Linked DNA regions of Mus musculus: all the other regions are linked to region 3. Evidence: chromatin loops called from intact Hi-C (ENCODE). Cell type or tissue: left cerebral cortex. All regions are shown on one strand.

Evidence for each region. Peaks named below come from ENCODE experiments on the same cell type or tissue, not always from the same donor. Only the 100,000 strongest peaks of a DNase experiment are listed, where the experiment ranks them.
Region 1: a loop joins it to region 3, with 2.0 times the contacts of the local background. A loop is called at or near these places in 5 of 42 quality-filtered maps.
Region 2: it touches region 3 in a loop (2.1-fold over the local background); 2 of 42 quality-filtered maps call a loop at or near these places.

Annotation. Positions count from the first base shown.
Region 1 is chr9:77,595,404-77,597,903 of GRCm38, reverse strand. No RefSeq gene overlaps it. Among named protein-coding and RNA genes, the nearest start is that of Klhl31, 40 kb to the left of the region's middle. In left cerebral cortex, a CTCF peak has its summit at 1,344 (motif pointing left); a DNase peak (open chromatin) is centred at 1,349.
Region 2 is chr9:77,462,599-77,465,098 of GRCm38, reverse strand. The region is part of intron 4 of Lrrc1 (leucine rich repeat containing 1); the gene reads left to right. Among named protein-coding and RNA genes, the nearest start is that of 5730403I07Rik, 64 kb to the right of the region's middle. In left cerebral cortex, no CTCF peak of the experiment used is centred here; DNase peaks (open chromatin) are centred at 34 and 1,015.
Region 3 is chr9:77,754,779-77,757,278 of GRCm38, reverse strand. Gclc (glutamate-cysteine ligase, catalytic subunit) reads right to left here. Exons shown (of 16, transcript NM_010295.2): 1 at 2,320-2,500. The coding sequence starts at 2,469. Among named protein-coding and RNA genes, the nearest start is that of Gclc, 1.5 kb to the right of the region's middle. In left cerebral cortex, CTCF peaks have their summits at 953 and 2,439; DNase peaks (open chromatin) are centred at 1,016, 1,168, 2,185 and 2,461; H3K4me3 peaks cover 1,497 bases; H3K27ac peaks cover 472 bases.

The sequences.
Region 1 (2,500 bases), 160 kb after region 3:
TTAGCCACGTGGAGGTTAGGAAGTAGCCCAGCCATTGAGCTATTTAAGGCATATACAAATATAAAGGCTGTGTAAATGTGTCTTTCATGCAGAAACCCAGAACACTGGGGCAGGAACTCAGCCGAAGTTGCTGGTAGGATAGATTTGAGTAGCATTAACTGGGTATTGCTGGGTACTGCTACACCATGTAGCACGGATGGAAGATGTCACCCCAGGCCCCGGGCTCTGCCAGCTACGTGGCCAGCCTGCAGTGGGAGTCTCCACAGTGAATGGGAATGTAGTGGTCAGATGGGAGAGAAAGAGAAGTGGAGCAGCTTGAACGTTATAAAGAGAGATAGACATCGAGACTCCAGGGTAGCCTGTTGAAAGTGGCCAGCCCTGGCACCCGGGGCAACAGTGAGGTCCCACCTCAAGCTGCCACTGAGGGCCGTGTCTGAGTCTGGGGTTCAATACCAACAAGTCCATGTTGATGTCCCATGTGACCACTAGTGAACATGAGGACGTCCCTGGTCGAGGCAGCTGCTGGGGACCATGTGGATGTCCAGGGACGTGCAGAACTAGCTCTGTGCAGTCGTTGGAAAGTGAGGGGTAGAAAGAAATGCCTTAAGAAACAAAGTGTCAAAGGCACACACGTTTGCATACTCTTTATGCTGTTCACCCAGCCCTGGGCTCCCAACAGCAGTGAGTGACTCCCAGAGGGTAAGAGCTTTGTTATGTTCAAAATGTTAGAGCAGCTGTACAAATGCCCACTACGGAAAAACTCCTTCTGGTCAAGAGAACAGAATCTTTGGCCTGGTGGAGACCTAACATTCTAGTTGGGCCAGGCAGTTACCCTGGGACAAGAGACCACCCCCAGGGAAGTAAGCTCACCTTAAGCCACGTTAAAGAGATAGGCTTGCTATTGTTCCTTTAACAGGATACTGTAATTTTCTTTTCTATGATCCCCACCCCCCAGTACAGTCCCTAGGAGCCACCATGAGCTTTGGAGGGAGAGGTACAACTTAGACAATTTCTTCCTCCCTCCTTCCCTCCCTCCCTCCTCCTCCTCTTCCTCCTCCTCTTCCCCCCCCCCCCACCTATCCTATGCATTTCCTGATACGTTGGGCGTCCATTCTCTTTCTCTAATGCTACCTACCTCTCACATCCTACCTTGTAGCTGCTTTTTCATCATGTGTCTGATTTCCATGCCAGCTTACATTGAAATCCATGCTTGAGTTCTTTTACTAATAAGACTAAGATTCCCGAGGGGGAATCCTAACCCCTGTAATCCCATGGTCAGTTCAGACTTAACCTGCTTCTTCTCGCCATAACTTACAGCGCCCCTAGTGGGGAAAATGTCCTAGGAAATTGAAGCAGCCTGCCCTGCCCCCTAGTGGCGATAGCCTAGAAGAACATCTGTAAAGACTAGCTGGGAATTATCGCGAGTTTCTCAACCTACCCTGTCATTTTACCTTTAGTTTGGTATATATATTCACACACGCACACACACATGAGAAGCTGTGTGTTTGAGAAAAGGCTTGTTGCCATTCTAATGGGGTTAAATTTTCTAATAATGTTCCACATTCTACTTGACATGAGTTCTTTTCCTGTCCTAGATTTCCCACCCCTGGTGCTAGCACACCTGGGCAAAATGGGGCTCTGTAGTTTCCAACACTGTAGTCTCTCGGAGCAAATGCTCAAATAAAATTCTATAGTAATGATCTAACAGCAAAGTAGCCTGCTATGGTCCCCGAGTTTAATCAGGCTTACTTATAGAAAGTTCTTTTAGCGTCTGCGTTTCACTGATACTGATTGGAATGGTGGTGACATTTGCATCTTATACAATTATTTCGTGATTGGCTCCTCCATACTGCCGACACACTGGAATGCTGTTGCCAGGAAAGACTGTCAAACTCAAAGATTACCCATCCCGGCAGCTTTTTGGAATTTACCTCCTGTCACCTGTAATCTGCTGATAAGACAAAGAGACATTCTGATGTCTTTTTTTTTTTTTAATTTTAGTTTTATTTTAAATTTATTTTTTACACTCCATATTCCATTCCCCGGCCCCCATCCACCCACCCACCCACCCTCCGACTGATGTCTTTTTAAATATATGGGGGGGGGGCAGGGGACTGGAAAGCAAAGAGCACCGCATCCACAGAGAGGTAGAGTGGTCCTATTGCCTGGTAACAGTGCTGTTCTTTGGTGACGACATTTTTCTTTGTGTTTGTTTTGCAAGTTGCAACTGTCTTCAAACTGCAGTCACATTTTGAGACCCAATAATATGGTTGGCAGCGTAATTTGTAGTTACAGGGTCTTTTACAAAATGATGATATTTAAGATTATCACGCAATTAGGGCAAAGGAAAATAGTGCTCATTCTCCGAGCTGAGGATGGGCTGCGAGTCTGGGTTCTAATTAACCCAGCAGTTGATTCACTGTTGTTTCTGTAGCTTGGGAAAGTGATCATGACAGTCTATATTCCCAAGCTGGCCTGATAAAATGTATGCCTGTTTACT
Region 2 (2,500 bases), 290 kb after region 3:
GGCTGAGCTGAGTTCCCATGTAACACAGCTGTTCTCCTAGCCATGTGTGCTCCAGAGCATTAAAGACATGGCCAAGCACAAATTTCCTGGTGAGTTCACAGCAGTGTTCTTCATAAAATCCTCACGGTAGAAACCACTCAAGCCTGGATCCGTGAGGAATGTGCTTTCATCGGTAAACTACCGCAAGCGAACTTTAGAACTGCTACATGCTACCACACGGATGAGCCTTGAAATGACACTTAGAAAAGTCAGGCCCTAAAGGACACATCCATCTAACCCTGTTTATGCAGAGTGGCGAGTGTGCCCAGGTCTATAAAGGAAAGAAGCGGCAGCTGTAAGAGGCTGAAGGGCAGAACAGGTTTGAAGACTGAGGACTGAATTTTAATGAATTCTCCTAGTTATATGTACTGGAAAGAATTAAAAACATGTCCATGCAAGAATGACTTTGATTCTTTTGAAGCGAGTAAACATTTTCAGGAATTAGTAATGTTTGCATAGCGTGTGCAGAAATGTGCTAAAACACAGACTGGTACACTCCAGAAAGAATTTAATTGATGAATCGCCCTGAGGTCACCAGCCCAAATGGCTTGCTCCCAGCGAGCAAGCAGACACACGCCAGCCCACCTCTGTGGAGCTCAAGTGATGAAGGGTGGGGGCGGAGGTGGTGTGGGGGGTGAAGGCTTGGGGGGGGCACAAGACCCCAGTGGGAACTAGCAGGCAATGCTGAGGGCCTGGGAAGGCTGAGGCCCAGTCGGGCAGTGTGCTGCTGCTGCCTTGTCTTGGACCTGTGTAAGGTTGCCGTGAAACGTCCCTACTACTTGCTGTTAAGTTAATGCTCTAAAAAGGAAAGGTGGCCTAAGTGTTCTTCTTTGATTAAATTTTTCTCCTCCCGGCGTAGCCTGCTTAGAATAGCAGAAATGTCTATGCCTCGCCAGTGTAGTCCCGGCACAGCCATTGGTCACTGAAGAGTTCTTATCAGTAAACATGTAATTATGATAATTTGGTGGTAGAAATAGACTGAGTAGGCAGCCCTTAGGTTCCCTGGCAGGCTGAGCTAGAACATGTGGGTAGGATTTTGTATATGCTGCCCTTGGAGCCAGTGACCTTGATTCCAGTGGACTTGAACTAAGTGAAGCCCCAGGGCAGTGGTTGACTGAGCTGGCGCTGGGCTGCTCAGCTCTGTGTGGTAGGAGACAAAAACCTTGGAGAAAACTGCCTTATTAAATACGTCCGTTTTGAAGTCTGGGGATTGCTATAAAATGCTGTTTTAAAAGCAGAATTAATAACTTTCACCAGCAAAATTGTTTTCTGCTTTTTTTTTCACTCAAATTGCTACTATATACATATATGTGTATGTGTGTGCGTGTATGTATATATATATATATATGCGTGTATACACACACATACACACACATGCACATATATATATTAAATGATTTTGTATTTGTTTAGTTGGTTTAAGTATCTTTCATTCTATTTTCTAGATAATGAAAATAGGTGGAATCAAATTGGATTAAAAAGTACTTAAAACAGTTTTTAAAAAAAAATGTAAATGTCTCAAAATAACCATTCATTCAGTCCCTTGAAATAGAATCCTAAAAATACAGGCAGCCTCCATTCTAACTCAGAGAGGATGTGACTTGTGTGCTGCTGTTGTGAAGTGTGTGAGACCAGGGGCCTGCTTCCTGTACTTCCGGCCAGCTCCCCAGCGTTTGTACCCTGCCGCTGCCTGAAGGCAGGGCTAGCGCTAGTGGCAAGAGGTAATTCTCAGTCCTACAGGGCAGTGAGGCCATTCCAGCAGGCCTTCACAGACATCTAACTTGCCAGGAATCAAAGTTGAAAGATGAGATGCTTATCAGTAGGGGATGATTTTTAAAAATAAGATTTGTGTGGGTAATGAGGCAGTTTTAAAAATACAGTATGTACAAGGTAAAAAAAAAAAAAGTAAAACAGACATGCTGAGGAGGAGGAGCACGTGGCAGATGTCCGGGAGGTGTCAGTCTCCAGTTCACTGTGGCAGGGTGGGGAGGGCTCATCGCCTGAGAGCACCTTTTTCTCTTGCAGAGGATTCAGGTTCAATTCTCAGTATCCACATGATGGTCCACAAGCATCTGTAACTCCAGTTCCAGGGCATCTGGTGCCCTCGTCTAGTCTCCATGGGCATCAACCATGCGGATATGACCTACATGACCTACACACAGGCCAGTCTCACACACACACACACACACACACACACACACACACACACACACACACATACACACGCACACACAGAGTTTTTTTTTTTTTTTGAACCCTTTAAAAAACACTGTGGAGTCATACCTGCTTATCTTTGAATAAAGGAAAATTCTAGCTAAAAAGTCTTCTGGAAAGTAATTGTAAGGGTGCTTTAGAAGGGAATAAATGTGGAAGGAAAACTTTTGTTGAACATGTGGATCTTAAAAGATGCACACACACACACAATGTCTTTATACACATATGCACATACATGTAGTATTTT
Region 3 (2,500 bases):
GGGGCTTCTCCTTACCATCTAGGAACTTCTCACAGTTCTAATCCTTCCAGTGTCAGGCTATTTCAAAGGAAACGTCCAACACTGGAAGGTTGGGGGGGGGGGGGAATCAGTTCATAGATTTTTTTTTTTCTTCTCATATGTTTACATTTTTTTCCATTTTTTATTAGGTATTTAGCTCATTTACATTTCCAATGCTATACCAAAGGTCCCCCATACCCACCCACCCCCACTCCCCTACCCACCCACTCCCCCTTTTTGGCCCTGGCTTTCCCCTGTACTGGGGCATATAAAGTTTGCAAGTCCAATGGGCCTCTCTTTCCAGTGATGGCCGACAGTTCATAGATTTCTATGTAACTTATGACAAGAATATTTGCAAAAAGAAATTTGGAAATGCAATATCAGCAGGCGCTAAGTTTTCAAGGGATATTGCTGATGTCATCTAATGTAGGAACAGTGCTAGCCAGGCAACTTACTGTCGGAGGATTACCTGTGGAGTCCAACTTCTCTACAGACCTGCCTAGCATGCTCTGTTCAGGAAGTCTTAACTGTCAGGCAATGATGGTGTACACCTTTAAGCCCAGCACTCAGGAGGCAGAAGCAGGCGGATCTCTGCGTGAGTCTGTGGCCAGCCTGGTCTACACAGTGAGTTTCAGAACAGTCAGGACTACACAGAGAAACCCTGTCTTTAAAAACAGTGTTAATTGGTTGAAATGCTGGGCCCAACATTCTCCCCCTATACAGACAGAATACAAGTGCACAAGATTGCCTGGCTTCTTCAGTCTCCTTGATAAGGATTGTGGGGAGGAAGGTAAACTTGGTACCGACTCTATTCACCAGATCCCGTCACGATGGAAATGTGTGGTACACCTGAGGTCCTGCTCTGCTGTTCCTCTCACACCACTCACTTTACTCGTCTGCCATGGGAAGTCTCTCCAAACAGGCAGTTAGTTGTACATGCTCTTCCTGCCAACAGGGGGAGCGTTTTTTTTTTTTTTTTCTAAAACAGAAAGAAGGATCTGGATCCGGGAGGTTCCTGGTTAGTAGAGAAAAGGCAAGGGGCATGGTGAACCACTGTGCTTCGACTGCACTGAACATCTGCGGATGAAGTTCAACTCCAAATGGTTATAAAGACATTCATTTGTTTTTATTTTTGTCTTTATGGAGTCCTAGCAAGACAGCGAAAAGTAAATTTTTGATTGCTCAACAGTGGCTGGTTCCATGAGAACCTTAAAGGACGCCACAATTTGCTGCTGCCAACTATATATATTTCCTAGTTAGGCCCTAGGAAAAACAAGTGGATAAAACCCATAATATCCCTGCCCTGTATATGATACACGGAACACAAATGAAGAACTGTCAAATGTAAATACACAACAAACTTTGGACTAAAACTGGAGAACTGCCAAACGAGTGTGTCCCTTTCCTGAAAGAAAATGTGGTGATAGACAATTTTTTTTGTAGGAATATATATTAGTCCTAATACTTCCTTAGGCCAAGCATAATTCTTTCAGCTGCAGATGGCAGAATCATCTACCAACATTAGATACAGAAAAACTAACTTTTCGCAAGCTAGTCTATGCCGGTACAGCAACACTTTGAAACTTAGCCCAAGGATAATACTAAACGATAAATACATACAGGAGTGGCACGCTATCTGCCGTAAATGCCAACCCCACACAATAAAGGTCAGACTCAAGAGGTTATTTAACTTTATGTATCTTTTTATCAATGTGCTTATTTAAAAATAGGGGATGCACACACAAAAAAATGTTTTTAGCGTTGCCGCTTTCAGATGGTTCGAACAAATGGGTCCCAGAGATCATGCACAAGTTTTAGCATTGACTGGTAACGCTTAGCTGCTGGCTCTAACCAGTCTTACCTAACCTCTAAGTTGTAAGCATTTACAGTTAAACCGGATAATGAAGTCTCCCGTCTTTTAGGAAGACAACCCCAAGTCCTTAGGTCTAGCAATGTATTTGTTGCAATGTATAACTCTAAAGTTTGCGGACAGATGTGAGATGTGTCAGGCGTTTAAGAAAAAGAGCTAGAGAAAACCGAGGGCCGAAGCAAACACCCTGGAGATTTGAAACGTGATAGCAAGCCAGCCGGGCAAGTCGGTCCTGTACACACTCATCTCCAAGGCGAACAGTGCGACCGGACGCCGGGAGGCAGATATTCACACTCCTCCCGCTCAGGCCCTCCCTGTGTCCGAGCGGCTTGCCTCCCGACAGGAATGAATGAGCCCGAGTGGCCAGCGCCGAGCCCGGGCCGGTGGCGGGGCCGCGGGCGGCCTGGCCGAACAAAGGCGCGCGGGCTCACCTCGTCACCCCACTTGAGCACGTCCTTGTGCCGGTCCTTGACTGCGTGGTAGATGTGCAGGAACTGGAGGATGCCGTGCCTCCGCACGTGGTCGGCGTGGCGCTGGGTCTCTTCCCAGCTCAGTGGCGAGCCTTGGGACAGCAGCCCCATGGCCGCGTCCTCCTCCCGGCCGCAGCTCCGC